2 separate regions of the Homo sapiens genome follow, and region 1 is linked to region 2. A link is a loop called in an ENCODE intact Hi-C map of the cell type or tissue named here. Cell type or tissue: IMR-90. All regions are shown on one strand. Each heading gives the region's core, and the rest is flanking DNA. Links, peaks and the distances in the headings are about the cores only.

Region 1 (11,255 bases), core at 1,596-9,595, 330 kb after region 2:
TTCATGTTTCTTGCTCATGGGTTTCATTGAACCCCTTGAATCTGTCTGTAGATTGATAGTTTTTACCAAATTTGGGAAAATTTTGTCCATTATTTCTTCAAATATATTTTATATCTCCCATTCTTCTTTGGGGACTCCATTTGCACATATATTTGGATGCTTGGAGTTTTCCTACAATTGATTGATGCTTAATTCTCTTCCTCCCCCATATTTTTTCTGTTTCATTTAGGATATTTTTCTTACCCTTTTTCTTCAAGGTAACACATTTTTTCCTCTATAATGTTTAATCTGCTCTTGATCCCATCCCGTGTATTTTTCATATCTTTTTTTCATCTCTAAAAGATCAATTTAGGTCTTTCGTATCATCTTCCATCTCTGTTCTTAACATGCTCTTTTTTTCTGCCTTCTTAAATGTATGGAATATAGTTAAAATAACTTTCAATGTTCTTATCTGCTAATTCTATATTTTTTGTCCTGGGTCTGTTTCTGTTGTAGAATTTTTTGCCTCATGGTTTGTATTTTCCTGCCTTTTGTGTGCCTAGTAATTTTTTATTGGATGCTAGACATTGTAGAGTTTACCTTGTTGAGTGCTAGCTATTTTTATATTCATTTACATACTCGAGTTTTGTTCTGTGACACAGTTTCTTGGAGATAGTTTGTTTCTTTTGAAGCCTGTTAAGCTTTGTTAGGCAAAACCAGGAGAATTATTTGCCACTTCTTAGGCGTTTTGCCTCATTTATTTTAGAATTTTTAAAATTTTTGTTGTTGGAGACATAAACTAGTCCTTGTCCTTTGTGATAATCGAGGATTCGTTCACTTGATCGTTTCAGGTAATTATTTTTCCCAGAATACCGACTAGTTTCCTCACACACATAAACTGTTTCAATACTCACCTAAAGACTCAAAGGGACTTTCTGCAGCTTTCTAAAGTTCTTTCTCTGTGAAGGTCCCTCCTCTCTGATACTCTCCCTCTGCCAATTCTAGCTGCCTTGGCCTCCCTGAATTCTCAACTCTGTCTCCTCAACTCCAGGAGTCTGCTGGGATTATATTTGGACCCTCCTAGTGCTCTGGAAATTATTTCCAGGAAGTTAGCTGGAGGAATATAGGGCTCATTTCATTTGTCCTCTCTTTCTCAGAGATCACTGTCCAGTACTGTCTTTTGTCCAGTGTCTGAAACCATGGCTTCGTATGTTTTATCTTTTTTTTAAGAGATGGGGGTCTCACTGTGTTTCTCAGGGGCTAGAGTGCAGTGGCTATTCACAAATGCAGTTATAGAAGAGTACACCCTCGACCTCCCGTGCTCAAACAGTCCTCCTGCTTCAGCCTCCTAAGTAGCTGGGACTACAGACACTATCAGCATGCCTGGCTCTGTCATTTTATTTATTTATTTACCATTTAAGGTGTGAGGGTTAAGTTGGTTCCTGTTAATCCATCCTTTGTCAAAAGTGGAAGATCATGTTTAAGTGTTCTTTAAGTACAGAAGTTATTTTTATTTTAACAAAAGGAACTGTTGTGTTCTCTTTTTGATAATGTTCTGTTGGGAGTAAAAATGTTATCTGTTTAAAGTAGTCAGTTCTGTAAGATGGGCCCATGGTATATACACATTTACTTTAAAAACAAGCATTTTAAAATGCCCTAACAGCAATAACAGTTCATCAGGAAATGATGAATCTTTTCTGTCTCTCATATAGCAACATTTGGGAGGAGTTTCTTAGGTGGTTTTCTTTTTCTCTCTTAAGAGCTAAAGGAGCAACGACAAAATCTCATTGTGAGTGATGAACAGATTTATTTGTTTCAAAAATACTTAAATGCTTACTTTGTGCCTGGAAATATCCTGGAGATGAAGCAGTGTATGGGATAAAAATTTCTGTCCTCATGGAGCCAATAACTTACTCTAGAGAGACAGACTATAAGTAAAACAACTAATACGTACCAGATGTTGACAGGCACTATTGAGAAAGTAAATCAAGTAATGCAGGGGATAGAATAGGAAGTGCCAGGAAATAATAATAAAAATTTCTTGGAAAGCTCTTAGGGCTTTGGGAAAGGCCCTGATTTACCTCTGGATCGCATCCTTTCCAACCCCATGGTGTTTCCATCAGTAATATTTTCTTATTGCTAAAACTTCAATTTATATTTATTTGTTGACTGTTTACTTTCATTATATAACCATGTGCAACTCTGTCTTCTTTTAAACATTAGGAACAGAACAAAATAAATAATCTTTATTTTGCTTGAATGCCCTGGCTAGTAATCTAATCCAGTTTACTATATCACAGCCACAGTTCTGGAAAGTATATTTTGTATTCATTGTCTTCACTTTATTATATTTTCCTTTACCTCTTCAGTCAGGTTTGGCTTCTCGGCTTTCATGCAATGGAAAATTGCCCTTGTCACACAGCATGGCACAAAAGTACCAAATTCAGTGGGCACCTTTCAGTTCTTCCTTGACTCCTTTGGTAGTAGATGCTGTTTAATCATACTTTCACTCATTGCTTGGTTCCTTTGAAATAATTACCTTTTGGTTAGTTTTTAGCCATTCTTTCTTGGTCTTCTCTTCCTTCTCCTGCAGCTTGAATGGGTGTCTGGCCTTTTAGTTTGTATTAATACATACTTTTATTACAATGATCATTTTAAAGTAGATTGTTTTCTGTAGAATATTAGCTCTTTGAAGTCAGAAACATTAGTATTTTCATTGTTGTTTCTCCAGCATCTACCCTAGTACTTGGCACAAATGTATTTAATAAATATTTGTTTAATGAATGTAAATATATTAATGTTTTTAGCTTTCTTCTATTAAGTGAAGTTAGATACCAGTTTCATTAGCTTTATCTTCCACATTGCAGGACTAACTATATTGGTGCTTGACTTTTTGTGTGCCTATTCACAAGTTGTTAGTGTCTTGATTGAACATGTTCTCAAGACTGGTCACTTTCCTGCATACTGAGTTTCTGTAGCCTCTGACCTTTGTGCTTTTAGAGCCAAGTAGAACTTTGTGCTTATAGAGCCAAGTAGAACATATCTGTAGGAAAAGGAGAGGAGGTATCTTTTAGTTATTTGTGGCTTCTGGATTGATTCTGAGAGTCTCTTGTGATTTTTTTTTTGTACCATTCCAGAAACAGATTTGTACTGCTTCAGACAGGCAAGGGGTACATTTTAGTTTCAAAGTGTTATAAGGAGTATTTCTGATGTCTCTGATAGTTGGTGTGGATGACTACAGCTCAGAGTCTGATGTGATTATTATACCTTCAGCCCTGGACTTTGTCTCACAAGATGAAATGTTGACGCCCCTGGGGAGATTGGACAAGTATGCTGCAAGTGAGAACATATTTAACAGGTATGTGCATATTCTTTTTGTTAAAGTGGAAGTGGAAGGGTGGTTTTATTAACTTCAGTAGGGAAAATGAAAGTATCCACTTTAAAGGAGGTATTATTAACAGGCACAATCTGAGTCACCAAGTTTTATTCATAATCACAGCATGAGCAGTTTTGTACTTGTTTATTCTTTGATCCTAGTAAGCATACAACATGCTTTCTTTGCAAAAAAAAAAATTACCATTAATTACCATTGCTTTTCTGCCACTGGACATAATTTTGGTATTCATATAAATTGCTTATTGGGAAGTACATTATTCCTTCAACACATGATGTTGTATACCTGCTGTATGACGGGTGATGCTCAAGATCATTGGGTCACACAGCAGTGACCAAGAGCCAGCACTCTTCCTACTGCATTGTGTTTGTCCAGCCATGATCCCAGACCACCTATATCACACTTTTCTGGGAAATCAAAAAGTCTTGGTTCAGATTTTTTGGGTATAGCTATGCAAAACTCATACTACTAAAAATATGTAAGGGTAACATTTTGTATAATGAATGAGTGTGTTTTTTCATTGTGATAATTGAAGGACAACTGAAATGAATTTTTGGTGACTTTTTACCAAATCAGTTAGATAAAGATTAAAAAAAAATGTTGTAAATATTCAGTCTCATCTTGTTAAAATAAAATCAATACTGCCGTTTGCCACTTAGGAAATTATAGACCTAATATATGTTTTAATAATGTAATAAGAAAAAATTTTCTTAAAAAATATACAGATTTTGTCTTTTAAAATTCTAGATATCGGCCAGGTGCAGTGACTCATGCCTGTAATCCCAGCACTTTGGGAGGCCAAGGCAGGTGGATTGCTTGAGCCCGGGAGTTTGAGACCAGCCTGGGCAACATGGTGAAACAGCATCTCTACTAAAGATATTTAAAAATTAGCCAGGTGTGGTGGTGCATGCCTGTAGTCTCAGCTACTCAGGAGGCTGAGGTGGGAGGATTACCTGAGCCAGGGAAGTCAATGCTGCAGTTAGCCGTGATCACACCATTACACTCCGGCCTGGGCAACAGGAATGAGGCCCTGTCTCAAAAAATTAAAATTCTGGATATTAGCTATTGATGCCATTGAACATACATAATTTTGTTTTTTTTGTGTAGACAAATGGTGGCCCGGAGTTTGCTCGATACCTTGAGGGAAGTCTGCGATGATGAAAGAGATTGTATTGCTGTTTTGGAAAGAATTAGCAGATTGGCCGATGATTCAGGTATATGTGGAGAAAGTGAATTTACTCTATTCTAGAAAGGCTTCTTTGATCAAATTTGTGTTTCTAAAAACTAATGAACAAGTTAATGTGATATGAGATAGCTTTAAAATATTTCCTAAGTAATTATCAAACCCATCAGTGACAACAAAAGTAAAATTTGTTACTGAGACCTGGACATTTTACAGTGGGCTCATTTAGTTTAATTTTAGAAATTTCTCATCAAAACAAATCTAAAAACATTGTTTTGCATCATGTATAGTAATATTTTAGGATTAATAAAAATATATAGAATAATTTTGAATACATTAAAAGAGATGGAGGAGGCTGTAAATTATTTTAGGCAACTATAGAAAGCTTGCTTTCTGTGTGGTTTCTCACTTGCAAAAAAATGTTGATTAACCATTTGTAAAACTAAAGCTGGTTTATCTCCAAAGTGAAGATAAGAAAGTCTGCTTAAGAAAGAGGTAAACTTGATTTAAGGCTTAGAAAATGGTGATGTTAAAGTTTTTATAAATATATCTTTTGTTGTAGTAAAATATACTTAAAACTTAACACATAAAACTATTTTAAGGTAATATTAAACATATTTTTATACTTGATTTTAGAAACCATCCAAAAATCTTAAAACTTTTTCCCTTAAATCTATTATCTTTATTAAAGTATATTTTCTACCTCTGACAGACTTTTTGGCATCTCAGCAAGCCCTATTTTTTAATTTTTAGACAAGCTCATCTTTTGATGAACAGTTCATTTTAATGGGAATGTGTTAAATGTTTACATAAGCCTTAAATGTTTCTAATATTCTTACAGGGTGGGCAGAACATTTGTAGGCTTAACTGAGCAATAATCTACCTTTGTGTACATAATTGCTTATGTATGTGCTTGTTCTAGAATGGTTTTAGGAGGGGTCTCATCAAGCATAATTTTTACTTATTTTTTTAATTTGATTTAAGTTAAATAACAATTTAACATAAATTCATGGCACTGTTATAGCCTATTATGGTTATGTTCTTTAGTAGAGACAGATACTCTTTAAGGATAGATTTGTGTTTTCCTTTACCTGTTTACCAGCTCCAGAGTTTTTTTTTTTTTTGTAAGTGTGTGTGTGTGTATTTTAAAATATGTTCTCACATTGGTAAATTCATAGTAAATGTCTCTATTGACATAATTCCATTCATTCAGTATACATCAAACAGTACATACTCTATACCAGGTTCTAGATTAAATGCTAGAGCAGTTATTAAGGTGAACAAGGATTTGTGTCATCAAGTTAACAGTTTAGTGAATGCAGCCAACATATAAACAATAAATTATAATGGGAAGGATCGGGGCAGGCTTCAGAAAGTTAGTGACATTTAAGTTGGATTTGATAGATGAGGTATAGAGAGGGAAAAGGGCATACCCAGGAGGGGAAAAGATAGAGAAAGGAGTTCAAGATGGTGGCCCCTTTGGTCAACAATGAGGCCAACCTGACAATGAGACTAACCTGCTGAGTTTCCAGGTTAGAAAAATTAGGCTGTTAAGTAAGTTAGGTGAGGGCTAGATTGTAAAGGTTTATAATAAACCATGCTGATGACTTTACCTTTTTGTGATTTAGAACAGTGTAGTGTAGCAGTATGAACTGATATGGTGAAAAAGATGGGTGACAAGAAGACTTGATTGGAAGACTATACCAATTAATTGGGTGTTTTTGTTTTTGAGACAGAGTCTCGCTCTGTTGCCCAAGCTAGAGCAGAGTGGCGTGATATCCACTCACTGCAACCACCCCTGCCTCCCAGGTTCAAGCAATTCTCCTGCCTCAGCCTCTCGAATAACTGGGATTACAGGCATGTGCCACTACACCCAGTTAATTTTTGTATTTTTAGTAGAGAAGGGGTTTCACCATGTTGGCCAGGCTGGTCTGGAACTTCTGGCCTCAAGTGATCCACCTGCCTCAAGCTCCCAAAGTGCTGAGATTACAGGCATGAGCCACCGTGACCAGCCAGTTAATTGTTATAAGGATGAATTGTTGGATAGAAATTGAAGTACTAGGAGGGATTCCAAGGCTAACCTCTGGATAGAGTGAGGAAGAGAGAGGATTTGACCCTGAGGTTTCTAATTTTTAGGACTGGGCTTATTGTGATAGCTGGGTAAGATAAAGACTATTGAATAATAACATAGCTCTGAAGTGAATGAAATATGTATCCTTAGTTTAGACAAATAAGCAGCTGAGAACCTTTCGGTCTTCTGCCTTACCTTTCATTAGCTTTTATCTTGATTTTTTTATTCCCCAAAATTTACCATCTGCTTTTATTTTCCCCCGGAATGGATGGATGTATAGTGGTATCTCATTGTGGTTGTAATTTGCATTTCCTCAGTAACCAGTGAAGTTCATACCTGGTTATACACTTACTGGCTATTTGGGTATCTTTTTTTTTTTTGGAGATGGAGTCTCACTCTGTCACCCAGGCTGGAGTGTGGTGGCATGACCTTGGCTCACTACAACCTTCTTCTCCTGGGTTCAAGTGATTCTTCTGCCTCAGCCTCTCGAGTGGTGGGATTACAGGCATGCACCACCATGCCTGCCTAATTTTTGTATTTTTAGTAGAGATGGGATTTCTCCGTGTTGGCCAGGCTGGTCTTGAACTTCTGACCTCAAGTGATCCACCTGACTCAGCCTCCCAAAGTGCTGGTATTACAGACATGAGCCACCATGCCTGGCTTCTTCTTTTTTGAAATGTCTAAGTCTCTTCCCCCTTTAAAAAATTGGTAGTCATTTTCTTACAGATTTACAGGAATTCATTCTGCATATGAGCCGTATGTCATTTATGTGTATTAAAGATATCTTTTTCACTCTGTGGCTTCTCTTTGCACTCCGTGATGCTTCTTGCAGAAGAGAAGTGTTTTTCCTTTATGGGTCATGCCGTTTGTGTCTTCTTTGAGATTTTTTCCAATCTCAAAGTCATAAATATCTTTTCCTGTATTCTCTAACACAGAGAAGCCTTATTGTTTTTTGCCTTGACATTCAGATCTGTATTCCACCTGGAATTTATTCATGTGCGTGATACAAAGTGGAGGACAAGTTTCATTTTTTTTTTTAATGTGAGTAGCCAGTTGACACAACTGGGAAGACCATCTTTCCCAGTTCACCTTTTAATAAATCGGTTGTCTGTACATGCATGCGTCTGTTTCTGGGCTTTATTCCCCTGCCCCGCCCCATTAGTCTATTTGCCTAAGCGGGGCTTTGAAGAAAGAAAAGTTGCTGATTTCATTTTTAACTGAAACCATAACTTGTGTCCTCCTTTTGCTTCAAAAATATAAGCAATTGTCAGTGTTAACTTAGAAAATTCAGCATCCATGAGAAAAGCAGAGGCCTGTATGTTTACTTTTTTAAAAATTAGGTTTTTCTTCAAAACAGAAACACTCTATTTTGTTCATATCTGGCCAACTTCACATGGTACAACAGTATAATAGAAATTCCAGATATTGGTTTGTTGATAAGATTCTGAGCTTTGTAAAATACAGTATTATCTACTTAAAGGTATGTTAATTTCTCTGTTGATATCTGAAATCCTAGTAGACACATTCATACATATTTACTTTAATGTAGCTTTATTAATGCATAATAATAATGGGTATCAGAGTTCTAGTTAGGTCCGATACAATGACTTGTTACTGATAATCCATCATGTCTGTCTGTATTTCAGTCACTTGCATGTCTTCTATGAATTGCCTACTTGTATCCTTATTTTCTTTCTTATTATTTATTTGAACAGTGTGTTCACTTCCTAATACTCTGTTATACATGAATTTGCTCCCAGGCTGTTTTCCCTTTTAACTGAGTATTGGTATCTGTTATCTATAATAAAGTTTTTTTGTTTGTTTGTTTTTGAGACAGAGTCTTGCTCTGTTGCCCAGGGTGGAGTGCAGTGGCGCGATCTTGGCTCACTGCAACCTCCACCTCCCGTGTTCAAGTGATTCTACTGTCTCAGCCTCTGGAGTAGCTGGGATTACAGGCATGCACCACCACACCTGGCTCATTTTTGTATTTTTAGTAGAGACAGGGTTCACCATGTTGGCCAGGCTGGTCTGGAACTCCTGACCTCAAGTGATCTGCCCGCCTTGGCCTCTCAAAGTGCTGGGATTACAGGCACACCCAGCCTATAATAAAGTTTTTATAATGTATAATTAGTTGGTCTTACGGTTGATTTTTGGATTTTGTCTTCCCACCTCAAGATTGAACATTTAATATTATCTTTTAGTACTTTTGATCTTTATGATGTGCAGTAGGAACTTTTGTTCCGTGCTAACTAGCTGATTTTCCTACTGTTGCTTCTTAGACATTTCATCTTTTTGAAGCCCAGAAATTTGAAATGCCATATTTCTCACATTTAAATTTGCCATATGCACTTGGGTCTTTTCAGGTGTTTAAAAAATATTTGTCATCTTTAATTTTCATTTACCCATTTTTAGTCTTAGTTAAGTCTAATTATATATCTTTCATTTATTGACTAAGTTGAGATTAGGAACTAGTTTTTATGACTTGTCCTAGTAGGTTCTTAAATAGTGGAATTTATGGATAATACTATGTATGTGTCAGAGTATTGATGTAAATATCAGATAGGATATTTAACCCCTAGCACAGTGTGGCACAGTGTAGGTGATGAATAAATTTATTTATTGTTAAGAAATGGTTAGATACTCAGTGCATACTGTGAACAACAGAAGCTTGGATTGAAGATAAGGTCCTCCTTTCACTCATGGGATTGATCTGTGTATGATTCTGAAAAGGAATGCAGAATTAAAGGATGTTGTCTCAAGTCCTTTATATTTTGAAGATGAAAGTCCATAGCCTTCCTAAGTACCCTCAAGAACAGATAAAGGTTTTGTTGCTGCAGGAGAACATGTTTGCTCACATTGCCGTTATTTCAATAGAACCAACTGTGAGAGCGGAGCTGATGGAACAGGTGCCTCACATCGCACTGTTTTGTCAAGAAAACCGGCCTTCAATACCATATGCTTTTTCAAAATTCTTACTACCTATTGTGGTTAGATACCTTGCAGATCAGAATAATCAGGTAAGAGTACCATTTATATGTTCTTAAAAGAAATTTACGTAGTGTAATATATGGAGAATAGCCGAGCCTAAGTGTTCTCTTTGGAATGTTTTACTGTTTTTCAAAAATGAATATTTATCTTAGACAAGATGTGTTTAGAGTCTGACAAATCTAGTAGATCCCTTTAATGCCATTATGGACAATGCCTAGTAACTGCACTCTCACTTGGTAACCTCCTAGCGGTCCCTTAAAAGGTTTGTTACTTTGTGAGGCATCTTTTACCAGGATGGCTCTGTCCACTTCCTCTGTTACAGCACAATCTACGAAGTTCTGTAGTCTTTGTAATAGTTGAAGAAAATAAACACAAATATTTATTTGCGGAGTTTTGCCAGTTATGGGTCCCTTTGAGATGAGAAATCTTTGTTTATAAAAATCAAGTGATAGAATTTTGTCATGTTGCATATGTACTTTCTTTGTGTTGTTATTTTTCTCCTAGGTGAGGAAAACAAGTCAGGCAGCTTTGCTGGCTCTGTTGGAGCAGGAGCTCATTGAACGATTTGATGTGGAGACCAAAGTGTGCCCTGTCCTCATAGAGCTGACAGCCCCAGATAGCAATGATGATGTGAAAACAGAAGCTGTGGCTGTAAGTCAAATGCCATTTTTCCACTTATGCAAAATGTGGCTGATAAGAGGTGCTTATTAAAAGTCAGGCCGGGGTTAGGCACGGTGGCTCATGCCTGTAATTCCAGCACTTTGGGAGGCCGAGGTGGGTGGATCACTTGAGGTCAGGAGTTGGAGACCAGCCTGGGCAATATGGTGACACCTGGCTCTGCCAAAAAAATACAAAAATTAGCCAGGCATGGTGGTGTGCGCCTGTAGTCCCTGTTACTTGGGAGGCTGAGGCAGGAGAATCACTTGAACCTGGGAGGAGGTGGAGGTTGTAGTGAGCCAAGATCAGGCCACTGCACTTCAGCCTGGGCGACAGAGCAAGACTCCGCCTCAAGGAAAAAAAAAAAAATTAGGCTGGGCTGGGTGCAGTGGCTCATGCCTGTAATCCCAGCACTTTGGGAGGCCAAGGTGGGAGGATCACTTGAGACCAGGGGTTTGAGATCAGCCTGGCCAACATGGCAAAACCCCATCTCTACTAAAAATACAAAAAAAATTAGCCAGGTGTGGTGGCACATGCTTGTAATCCCAGCTACTCTGGAGGCTGAGGCACGAGAATCATTTGAACCTGGGAGACAGAGGTTACAGTGAGCCGAGGTCATTCCACTGCATTCCAGCCAGGTTGACAGAACAAGACTCTGTCTTAAAAAAACAAAACAAAAAAAAAAAAAGAAAGAAAGAAAGAAAGAAAAGGCTGCTTTCTGTTAAAGTTGCCACAAATCATTAAATTTGAAATACAATCAGGGCTAGAAAGGGACATAAAGGCTTACAAAGGAAAGTGTACCTTCTGCACACAATACGAAAAAATACATAATTGTAAATTATTATGTCAAAGTGGAAAACTGAAATGGTTATTTTATCAGTGCAGTTAAAATTTTAAAAACCCTGGACTGAACGAAGAAACACTTGAACCCCTTCAGTAGGTATTGAACACTTTTCTAGGCACTGTGTAAGCACAGTGGAAAT
Region 2 (11,255 bases), core at 1,722-9,721:
ATTTCAATCTTAAGAATAAGCATGTCTTTTAAAATTTTACAAAGTCATTAAAAGACACTTATTTCAAGCCCTAAGAAGCAAAATGATTTTATGCTATGCTTAAAGTTTGTTAGTAGTAAAATATTTTCTAATAAATAAAAATTTGGAACTAGGATGAGAGGAAGGAGATAAAAATGAGTGAAAATTAGAAGCAAGCATAGAAAGGCAGAGAACCAGTTATAGAAAAGAAAGCATTTTAATATAACTAACAGGTCTGCATTTTTTTTTTAAAAAAAAAGCATACATATGACAAAGTATGATCTTCTGAACTGCTTGTTTCATTATATGGTCAAACTAATCATTCCATTTACAACATACAACCCTTGCTGCTTCTTCAACCCCAAGAGCTTCCATTATCTTTTTGAAAAGCATCTGATTAAAAACTCCACCATAAAACTAGTATGAGAGTAAAGACGAAAACTCCAATGTGTCCATTTCACTACATGAATCCACAAAATGGCTGGCTGGAGATACGTTTTGAACTGATAAAACTAGAAGTCTTAAAGGCAAATTCCATTTCTTAACATTCTCAAACCCATAATTACTACAAACGCTTAAAAATGTAAAATGTTATAGGACTATTTTGACTAGGACTTTAACATTAGTAGCAATCACAGATTAAAATAAAGATCCAATTTCTTAGTAACATGACAAAAAGACATGTCACAAAATTTTAATTTTGAACAATCCTAATCCATAGTGAATGCCTAATTATTTTAATTACATATTTATGTATTTTCATAACATAATTATGTAAGTTTTTAGAATTAAATGTTTTATTAATTTAATTCTCCCCAATTTTAAAAAGTACCAATTATCCAAACTAAGGTAAAATAATTTTTTAAACTGATTTTTAAAATGACTGTGGGTCAGTTTTCATCAACAAACTCTACAAGAGTTGTACGAATTCTGAAATAGTATTTACATTTCACGATACTGCCCACCAGGGATTATAAATTGTCAATACAGATAGTGGGCTTTCTAGACATAAAAATATAAATTATCTAAAGATGATGATAATATATCAAAAGAAATACACCTCACCCATTCAAAACTAAATTCTTAACAGGACATGTTAACTTGCGAGTAAAACGTAGAATTATCTATAATAAACCCACTTAACTACTGAATTTGAGATTTTCTGCTCCATTGTATCCCTCTAGCCTCTCAATGAGGGTTGCTCCCAGCAGATAGCTAAGAGTTTGAGCCCCTTTCCTAGTTTAAAATAGAAAATTATCAAGTACTGATGACCATTAGCAAAGGAATAACCAGATTTAATAGCTTAAAAAAGTCACGGAAAGAAATATCTGGTCCACTTTTGTGAGTCACAGAATCCTTTAAGAACCTGACGAAAGCCATATCCCACCTCATAAAAACATACATAGGTAAATATTCAAAAACATTTTACATTGACTTTTATGGAAGGTAAAATGAGTTGGAGAGCTGAGTTCAGGGATGGAGGGGTTGTATCATGTACCCCCACCCCGCCAGGAGCTGCTGATTAAAAGGCCTGATGAAGAAATCTACCTTAAGATCTTCAAAAAAGAGAAGTTATATTCTTTACTGAAAGTGCTACAAACATAACCCTTTAGGTGGTAACTGCTCCTTTCATTAGGAGCAGGGGGTGGGGGCAGGAAACAGGACGGTAGACATTCTGCAATGCAGACCCACACAATGAAGTACTATGTTCCCATTGCACCGAATTTTCAAATACTCCTCCAGAAATTCATATTGGTGAAAAACCTCTTTTCCAAGTATTCATCTATTACGTGAACAGGAAAAATGTGTACTCTTTTCTTCAAAATGTTAAAAGGTGAGTTCACTATTACTGAAGACTATTCTAACAATAGCAATGCCACTCATCATACCTGAATCACCAATACAACACATCTGAATTAGTCAGCAGGCATCTGTAGGTAACACATTCACATGAATCTACCTATATTCACATGAATCTACCTATATGCCCTAAAACGGCATATTCTTATTTTGCCCTTTTAACAATGTTAAGAAAACTGTCAGTACTACTCGGATAACTCTTATTTCTCTTAAATCCAAACTTACTCACCTTAAGTAGATACAAACATCTGACTACTGTACCTACAAACTTAAGTAGGGTACAAGTATCTGACTACTTCATTATGTCTTCTAGTGTAGTCACGCCCAAACATTTACACTTAAAATGAGCATTCCATTATAAAATTACTTCCTTTTTTTCCCCTTATGTTATAGCTAGGGCAAATATATTTTAACATTTTTAATTACATATGTTGGTCATTTTATATATGCATTTCATTTCAGGATAGCAATAGCATTACAAAATATAAAAATGAGTTATGAAGTTAGAGTTAAGAACCCCTGAATTAAACCAATAATCTGCTTCACTAATTGAAAATGTATCCTTTGTAAGCCTTAGGTGATTAAACCATCAAGAGAAACAAGTGGCCACCATAAAAGTCAGGATAATGGTTAATCCTGCAGTGGAAGTAACTGGGAGAGGGTAAAAGGAGCACTTTGCCGAATGCTAGCCAAGTTCTATTTCTAACCCTGGAGGTGATTATATGAGTATTTAACTTTTGATAATTCCTTGAACTGTATATATCTTTTATTTACGAAAAACAATAAAAATGTTTTTTCAGAAAAACTGATCCTTGAAATAACCTTGAAAAATTGAAAAAACAGTGAAAAGCAGTTTTGATGACAAAGTGAACATCTGATGCAATTTATGTAATAAATAGGTTTAGAGGATTTCTAAAACTTAATCCCTATAAATCAGGGAAATCCTATCATTTGCCCAATATGAATGCTTAGTTTAACATTTAGGAAACAATTTTTTAACTAGTCCATTTTAATCAAAAGTATTGATAGAAACTTATATTAGAGATATGTCACTGTTTATAATGAACTATCCCATATGAAAAAAGAAAACTGCATACGTTACATTTATTTGCACTCTTATATTGAAAAAAATCTACAATTAAAATACTTCTACCTTTCAATTATGTGGCTGTTGTTCTTTGGAAGCCCTACCATTTCCTGCCACTAAGTATTCTGTCCCAACTCCTCTACAGCTGTCACTGCCATTAAGCCAAAATCCTACTCCTAGTCCCAAATTTTTACAATCAAACAGAAATGTAACACATACATAAATGTGGCCTTTGAGTAAAAAAGTCTGAACATAAGTTTTAAAAAAACTTAGAGCCTGACATGTCAAAAATATTAGAAAATTTTAAGGCAGCTCACCCAAAAGTCAGTCAAGTGAGACTGGCCTGCCTCCTTTGCCTAAAAACATTTTTCCAGCAGGAAATACCCTTTTTAGTCAGTCCATATGTGTAAAATTCAACCATTCAGAACAATGACTTCCTTTTAAATAGCGGGACCTTTATTCTCCAAACCACCCAGTCTTAAAAGGAATCCCACTAAGCTAAGAAGAGCTATCAAAAAAAAAAAAAAAGAACCACTGTAACAGTTCTTAAAAACTGTTATCATTCATCCATATTTTGATGTGAACTACTGATGACAAAGTTACCTTGAAAGGCTGAGTTGAGTTCAGCTGCAAAGAGAATCAATTGTGGAGGAGGGGAACAGCTAGCTTTTCCCCCAACATTTTATTATGAAAAATTTGACAAAGAAGTTGAGATAATTATATAAACACTCATACACTCATCACTCACATTCTACGATGAACATTTTGCTGTATTTACTTTGCAGCATATCTATCTGCCCTGTCCAGACATCCACTTAATTTTTGATGCACATCAAACTAAGCTGAAGACACCAATATAGTCACTCCTGAACATCTCAGTATGCATATCAACTTTAGTATTTGTTTTCTGTTAAGAGAATAAAATTTTAATATGGGATAAGCAGTAGTATATCACACAGAGCATTTCAGAAAACAGAAAACACTTCTAAAATGTAACTTAAGAATAAACAGACAATGCACATGAACATTAATTTATGAACTCTGTGACCCCCATTTAGGCTAGTTACTCAGAGGTGTGTTTAGGAGACAATTCTCCATGGGCCTCTAGCATTTCTGCACATCTTGCAAGAAGTAGTCCTGGGGGTTTTTACCCAGGCTATCTTTTCAAGAATGTATTAAATAGTGAACTGTCTTAGAAGACAACACCTCCCTTCTGAGGAGAGGGGCAGGTTTGTTCACTGACCAATATAATCAAGATAAGGTCTTCTACTGGAACAAAGGTCAGGTAGGTTTCTGTGCAGCCCACTATGAAAGATTCCGGTTCTCTAAGCTCAGGGTTTCTAGTTATGATGCAAACTCACTATGTGAGTAGCATCTACCCGAACACCTCTGTCACCTCCATGGAACTTGAGGAGGGCAAGGAAAACAACACAAATATAAAGCCCATTCCACTTGCAGTGCCATGAACAATGATGTCCACTGTCTAACTCAGGAAATCTCATGTCTTCTACCAACATCTACAAAACTGCAGCAGGCTAAATTTTCAGTCCCTTCACAGTTCTTGACAAGGTCTTTGTAAATTCTTAGCTATGCAGTGCAGACTAATGAGGAAGGCTGGGTGCTCTGCTCAAATACACAAACAATGTAGCCACAGCAATGCAGGTGATGACTACCTTCAATGTTTCTAACAGGTTTTAGCTAATTAAGTTGTATCACTGATTAAACTGTTTCCCAGTTACACAAGGGTTATGCTGCTGAGTATCTGTGGCATCATGTTAAGGTAATCATATATACAAAACATATATTAATACTATATAGTACACAGAATATCTACTAACGGAACAGCTAGCGTTTATTGGGCACTCATGTATCAATAACTTTGTATGAACTATGTTATTTAACCCTCACAAGTCCATGAAGTAGATACTTTCATTACATTTTAATATACCAAGTTTACAAATGATTCAACTTAGAAGGTAAACAGTAGTCCAAGGTCATATAACTCAAAGCAATGAAAGTGGGAAGTCAAACCAGGTCTGACTCTAGGGCCTGAACTCTCATAAATTTTGTACGTATAACCAAACGGTATTTATTTTCTAATTCATAAGTATTCCAGGTAGACTTCTGCCACAATAAAGCATGAAAGTGCAGTCAAATTAGCAATATATGAAAAAGATTTTTAAATTGATATTGTATTTCTCTTGGTCACACAGGTCAACACTGAACACTTCCTGAAATAAGTATCAAGCACTCAAAAAATATTTTACATTTTTACATCCAAGAAAGCCCTAAAACATTCTTATTACAAATTTTTTAAATGATGTCACTTGAATTTACCCTTACTGTATGTTTTTTTCAAACACATTTAAATATCAGACTTGATGTAAGCTCCATGAATAGGTCTTTGTTTCGTTAGCTGCTGTATCCCCAGCAACTAACACAATGCCTGGTGTAGTAGGTACTGAAGAAATATTTTTGTATAAATATTTTTGTACAAATAGAGTAATACTTTCTGGGAAAAAAAATGAGTCTTAGTTCTATTTTTAAAAACTTAGTCATTGAAGCACTAAAACATATCTCTTCATAAGATTTCACTAACATCATAAAAGTATGGATCCTGAGATTAATGGAAAAGCAAGACTGCACTATTTTATTTAAGCCTCTAAGGGCTTTAATTACTGAAATTGCCTCACTGTCCATATTATACAATCATATTATACAATTATACAAACATATTATACAATCATATTATACAATCAGTTTATCCATACTATACAATCAACAGTTTCAGAATGTATCATGAAAACTCTCCAAAATCCACTTAATATGGTCATGTAATCATTTTTTATAAACCAGTATTCCCATTCTGGGAGCCTAAAATTACAGTATGAAAAAGTTACCAACCGGAAGGGACCATGTCTTTTACTTCTTTTACACCATTTTCATACAGTGTAGTATTGTTCTGGTCGTATAAATACTCATCCATCACCTTTACATAAACACGTACCTAAATAAAAAATGAAAACACTTCTTTCCATTCTTTTGGCAGCCTTCTGGGGCAAGGGAGATGCTCATTTTTGTTACTGATGTTATACTATGACTTTAAAAAAAAAAAAAGCATAATGTAGTATGTTCAATCTGAGGCTTAACAGCTAAAACCATTACCTAGCTGATGGACCTTGGGTAAATCACTTCCCCTCTCTATCCCAGTCTAACCTGCTTCATTTTAGAATTTGTAGGCAAAATGATCTCTAAGGCTTCTCTCATGTCATGTGACATTGTGATTAACTTTACTTACCACCTTAAAGAACGTCTTCTACCCGGTGGTAAAGATGGGAGATAATTCAATCTTAAACCCATCACAGCTTTATTGACATTTCATCTTAAAAAACTACCTTAAACGTTTTAGGAGTGCTTTTTAAGGTATTCTGATGCATACACTGCTCAGTCTGACCTAAACAATCCTGGTGACATAATCTTGAAAACAAGGCAGAGAAAATAAACAATAGTCTTAACACAGAAGTGGAACACTTTGATTTGCAACATTTCATACCAATTTTATGTCCCTCCACTCTAAACTTCCAAAGAACAATAAGATGTACACATACGTAAATTATTTGTAAAAGAACAATGTTAGTGTTCAAGAATGAACGTGAAATTAGTGCATGCTACTTACTAATAATTTAACATCTTGATTAAAATAGAAACGAGCGGTCCACATCTAAAGTTTAAGTTTTTGGATTCTAGACAGGTAGGATGTAAAGAAATAGAAAAGAAGGTACATTTTCAGAGAACCTGAAACAAACTTTTTTTTTTATTATTTAGATCTAAAGTTTTTGCTAGGGGAAAATATAACATGAAAAAATGATCACAATAATCTTAACTAAAAACATACAAAATACAAATATATAATTATACACAGCATAGCTATAAAAAGTTTATCAAAATGTTAACAGAGGTTATTTTGTGAGATTGAGTAATTTTTATTGGCTTTATAATATCTCCCATCCAAGTACTAACCAGACCCTGCTAGCTTCCGAGATCAGACGAGATGGGGCGCGTTCAGGGTGGTATGGCCATAGACAGCTTTATAATATCTATACTTTTTCCATTTTCTAATTTAGCACTGATTTTATATAACAAGGGACTTTTAAACATGTACCCATAGTAGCTTAATTTGCTTATAAATCCTCTTACTTGTAAAATCCTGGAAGAAAAAACTGAAAAAATTCAGAACCACAGATTTTTTGGGGATCTGTTGTTAGTGAGGTTTTTCTCAGTGGGAACAGTACTCAGAAAACAAGACCAAGAGATTCTGGCCCTACAGGCTTTAAAAAGTAAAATTTTTTCACAGGAAAAACTAAACAGGAAACACTGTATGATTTAAAGGCACCCTATGTCTTTAAAGTATGACAGTCACTCCATGTCATATTATTCAAGAATTAAAATTATATACATATTCATATACACTTCACACATATACACACATACATGAAACATACAGCTACAAAAGAGCTGTCAAAACATAGGCCCATGAGAAATTTGTCAAGTTATACTATAAACATACGTTTAAAAGTCCTCTCATAGCAACAATTCTTTTTTAATTAACATCCCTACTTTTTAACGGTAATTCAATCTAATCATTTCCTTAAAATGCTAAAAGTTTAAAAGTCCTCTCATAGCAACAATTCTTTTTTAATTAACATCCCTACTTTTTAACGGTAATTCAATCTAATCATTTCCTTAAAAAGCTAAAAGATACGTAACTAAACTTCTCACTCCTTTAAATCTGAATTTTCAGAACAGTATCAAACATTAGTGATAACTAGTTATAAAGAACATCCAAACACCAGAGAAAAGCAGCTAAGCATGCTATGGTATATTAATGATGCATAAGTCAGCAAAAATGATACGGAGGTTTCTTTTATAAGCATTGAAGACACTAGTTTAGACTTTTTATAAAGTGAAATATGTGTTACAGAATAACAATTACAAAGTGAAATATGTATAACAGATTACAGAATTTATTTTTTATAAAGTGAAATGTTAAAGAATAATGTGTTACAAATATGGCTTCAGAAAATATCAAATTCAATCTCATTTAAGCAAAGAATATTTTATTATTAAAAAAACCCATACTGAAGAGTTCATCATAAAGATGTAAGCAATTCAATGGCACAGGAAATGAAGTATAACTGGCATCACAGGAAGAGGCTGTATTCAAGAGAAACTAATTCCTGGGATCAAAAGACCTCTCTGCCTACGTTTCTCTGCCTTTTTTCTCTCAATTAGTTGCTTCTGCTTGCCACTGGTCCAAATTAGCCACTGTTTTGTCTCCCAGTCCATATGACCTTGAAGGTCTGAAACCTATAACCATCTATTTATAGTTGTGTTTCAAGGTGAGCCATCAAAATTTTGACTGGTCAGTCACCAGCATATATATTGGCTGGCCTTGAATCTAGATTATAAACAGCCTCTTCCTGTGAGACCAGGTATACCTGATTTCCTATGCCATTGAGATTGCTCATTAATAAACTCTTAAGTGTGATTTTGTTCTTTGTAATAGACTAAATATTAGAGGATATCAAAGAATTACTGTTAATGTTATTACGTGTTAACAGTATCATGATTATGCAAAGAAAATGTCCTTTTTTGGTTATAAATGCAAACTCAAGTATCTAGGGATGAAATGTTATGCTATCATTCAGGATTTGTTTTAAAAATACTGAGGCAGGCCAGGTATGGTAGCTCATGCCTGTAATTCCAGCACTTTGGGAGGCTGAGGCAGGAGGATCGCTTGAGGCCAGGAGTTCAAGATCTGGCTGGGCAAAATAGCAAGACTGTCTCTACAAAAAATAAAACATATAATAATTAGCTGGGCACAGTGGCATGCACCTGTAGTCCTAGTTACTCAGAAGGATCGCTTGGGCCCTGGAGTTCAAGGCTGCAGTGAGCTATAACAGCACCACTGCACTTCAGTCTGGTGTCAGAGTGAGACCGCTGCAAAAAAATACAAACATGGAGGCAAACAAAAATATATAAATAAACACGTATGATTATAGTAAAATGTCAATTATTAAATTTATATTTAAATTTAATTTACTAAATTAACGCATACTGAGGTTCATATTATAAGGTGCTCATGTTTGAAAGTTTTCAAACGTTTAAAACTTACTAATTTAAAACTAATTTGAGTCACATTTCAGTTATAAAATGAATTAAACCAGTAAACAAGCATTTGCAAGTTAACAGTCCTCTCGCACATTTAATTTTTTTCCAAAACTAACTTTATGATCAAAAGAGAGCAAGATCCATCCTGTATCAACTTCCACCTCTGAAAGGCAAATAAGATTTCACTAAATGGTCAGTAAAGGTAAGATAAAAAGAAACTATGTTGAGATGATGCATATGTCAATTTGCTTCACTATAGTAACCATTTTACTATCTATATGTATCCCATAACATCATGTTATATGTATACCTCAAATATACACAATGAAATCTTTTTAAAGGATTAAAAGTATAGTTTTCCCTATTCTTTATATGCATTTTTCTGCTTCACAGAAAAATAGCATTTTCTTTTTGTACTCAATTGTCATATATTCACACAAACTTTTAAAGACAGAACACCCAAGAAATCACCTAGTCCTAACCTCTTACTTTACAAATGAAAAAAACACAAACATCAAACAACCTACCTTTAGGGTTAGTCAGCTCTTTACAAAATAGCCTACCACCCCTTTTCTGGAAGTACAAAATTTTGAAAGCACTATTACCTGCAAAAGCAGGTGAAAACTCCAACTGAGTCAAGATCCAAGACCAAAAAATAAAAATTACTGGAGAAATCATCTGAGTCTTATTAATTCAATCAACACTTACTGGGCAATCATTTTATGATGCCAGAACTTGTTACTACAAACATTAACAGGTATATACTCAGAGTTCATAGTATAGTTTGGGAGGGGAGAATATGTAAGCCTAACTACTATCTAATGTGAAAGTACTGTTATTACAGGTAAGCACAAGCTTCAACAGTGGCATGAAGGCTCTGACCAACTTGGACTGGTAGAGTATCAACGACTTCTCAAGAGGAAGTGATTCTTGAAATAAGAGGCTGCCTGACAGACGTGAGGGAGGACAATATTCTAAGCAGAGCCTGTGCAAAGCATTGCAGTGGCCTGGAGTGTTTGGGAAAATGGTTTCATATAGCCAAAGTTATGGACAGAAGAAAAAGAATAGACACTGAGGCTGGAGAGTTAGGCAGTGGATTTTGGATTTTTCAAGTACATAGTAAGAAAACATTTAGAGTTCTTCAATCAAGGGACTAACAGTAACAGCCTCCTTTTTCCAAAGCGTAGTTCCAGCAGCAGTGTGGAGGACAGGGTAAAGAGCTGACAATAAAGGAGGCTGGGCACAGTGGCTCACGCCTGTCATCCCAACACTTTGGGAGGCAGAGGCAGGTGGATCACTTGAGGTCAGGGAGACCAGCCTGGCCCACAGGGCAAAACCCCGTCTCTACTAAAAATACAAAAATTAGCCAGGCATGGTGGTGCACGCCTGTAATCCCAGCTACTTGGGAGGCTGAGGCAGGAGCATCGCTTGAACTCGGGAGGCAGAGGTTGCAGTGAGCCGAGATAGCGCCACTGCACACCACCATGGGTGACAAAGCGAGACTCCATCTCAAGAAAAAAATGAAAGAAAGAAAGAAAAGAAAAGGAGATGTCTGCTGACTAGTAAATATAAAAGGACCTGAAGTAAGGAAATTATCCAAAGCCCAGACCTTTTCTTAAGTAACACACCCATTTAACCAAATCCACCTTCATGTTAATATCCTGAAAGACCTAAACATATCTACCATACGTCCTCCTCCTCCATCTCTCTCACACACCCCCAAATAAGATGCATTTCGTCCTCATCCAGACATCCACCGTTTCTCAAATAGCACCACCATTTCCCCAGTTATATAAGCAGAAATCTCAGACATTCATACCCTTTTCTCTCAGTGCACATAGAGACCACCAAGTCTCACAGATTCAACCTAACTTTTCATCACCTCCAATACCATGACCTCAGTCCAAGGGGTCACCACTTGCCAGTACTGCTGCAGCCGCCTAATTCATCTCTTTCTCCCCTCTAGTATAATTTTACATTGCTACCAGAATTATTTTTAAATGCAAATGTGATGTTATTCGATTCCCTCCATCTTTACTGCTCCTCCCCTCACTTAAAAACCCTAGTGGCTCAGGATAAAAACAAAACTCCTAACTTGACCTACTAAACCAGCACTACA

Evidence for each region. Hi-C counts contacts between places; a loop is a spot of excess contacts. Peaks named below come from ENCODE experiments on the same cell type or tissue, not always from the same donor. Only the 100,000 strongest peaks of a DNase experiment are listed, where the experiment ranks them.
Region 1: it touches region 2 in a loop (2.6-fold over the local background); 2 of 110 quality-filtered maps call a loop at or near these places.

The regions. Positions count from the first base shown.
Region 1 is chr18:9,587,100-9,598,354 of GRCh38, reverse strand. It overlaps PPP4R1 (protein phosphatase 4 regulatory subunit 1), which reads left to right. Exons shown (of 20, transcript NM_001042388.3): 3 at 3,202-3,337; 4 at 4,481-4,587; 5 at 9,502-9,644; 6 at 10,120-10,266. Among named protein-coding and RNA genes, the nearest start is that of PPP4R1, 22 kb to the left of the region's middle. In IMR-90, for the core only: no CTCF peak of the experiment used is centred there; no DNase peak of the experiment used is centred there; H3K4me3 peaks cover 523 bases; H3K27ac peaks cover 551 bases.
Region 2 is chr18:9,919,713-9,930,967 of GRCh38, reverse strand. All of the region lies in intron 1 of VAPA (VAMP associated protein A), which reads right to left. It also overlaps the pseudogene RNA5SP450. Among named protein-coding and RNA genes, the nearest start is that of VAPA, 11 kb to the right of the region's middle. RefSeq lists a silencer at 4,162-4,456. In IMR-90, for the core only: no CTCF peak of the experiment used is centred there; a DNase peak (open chromatin) is centred at 5,397.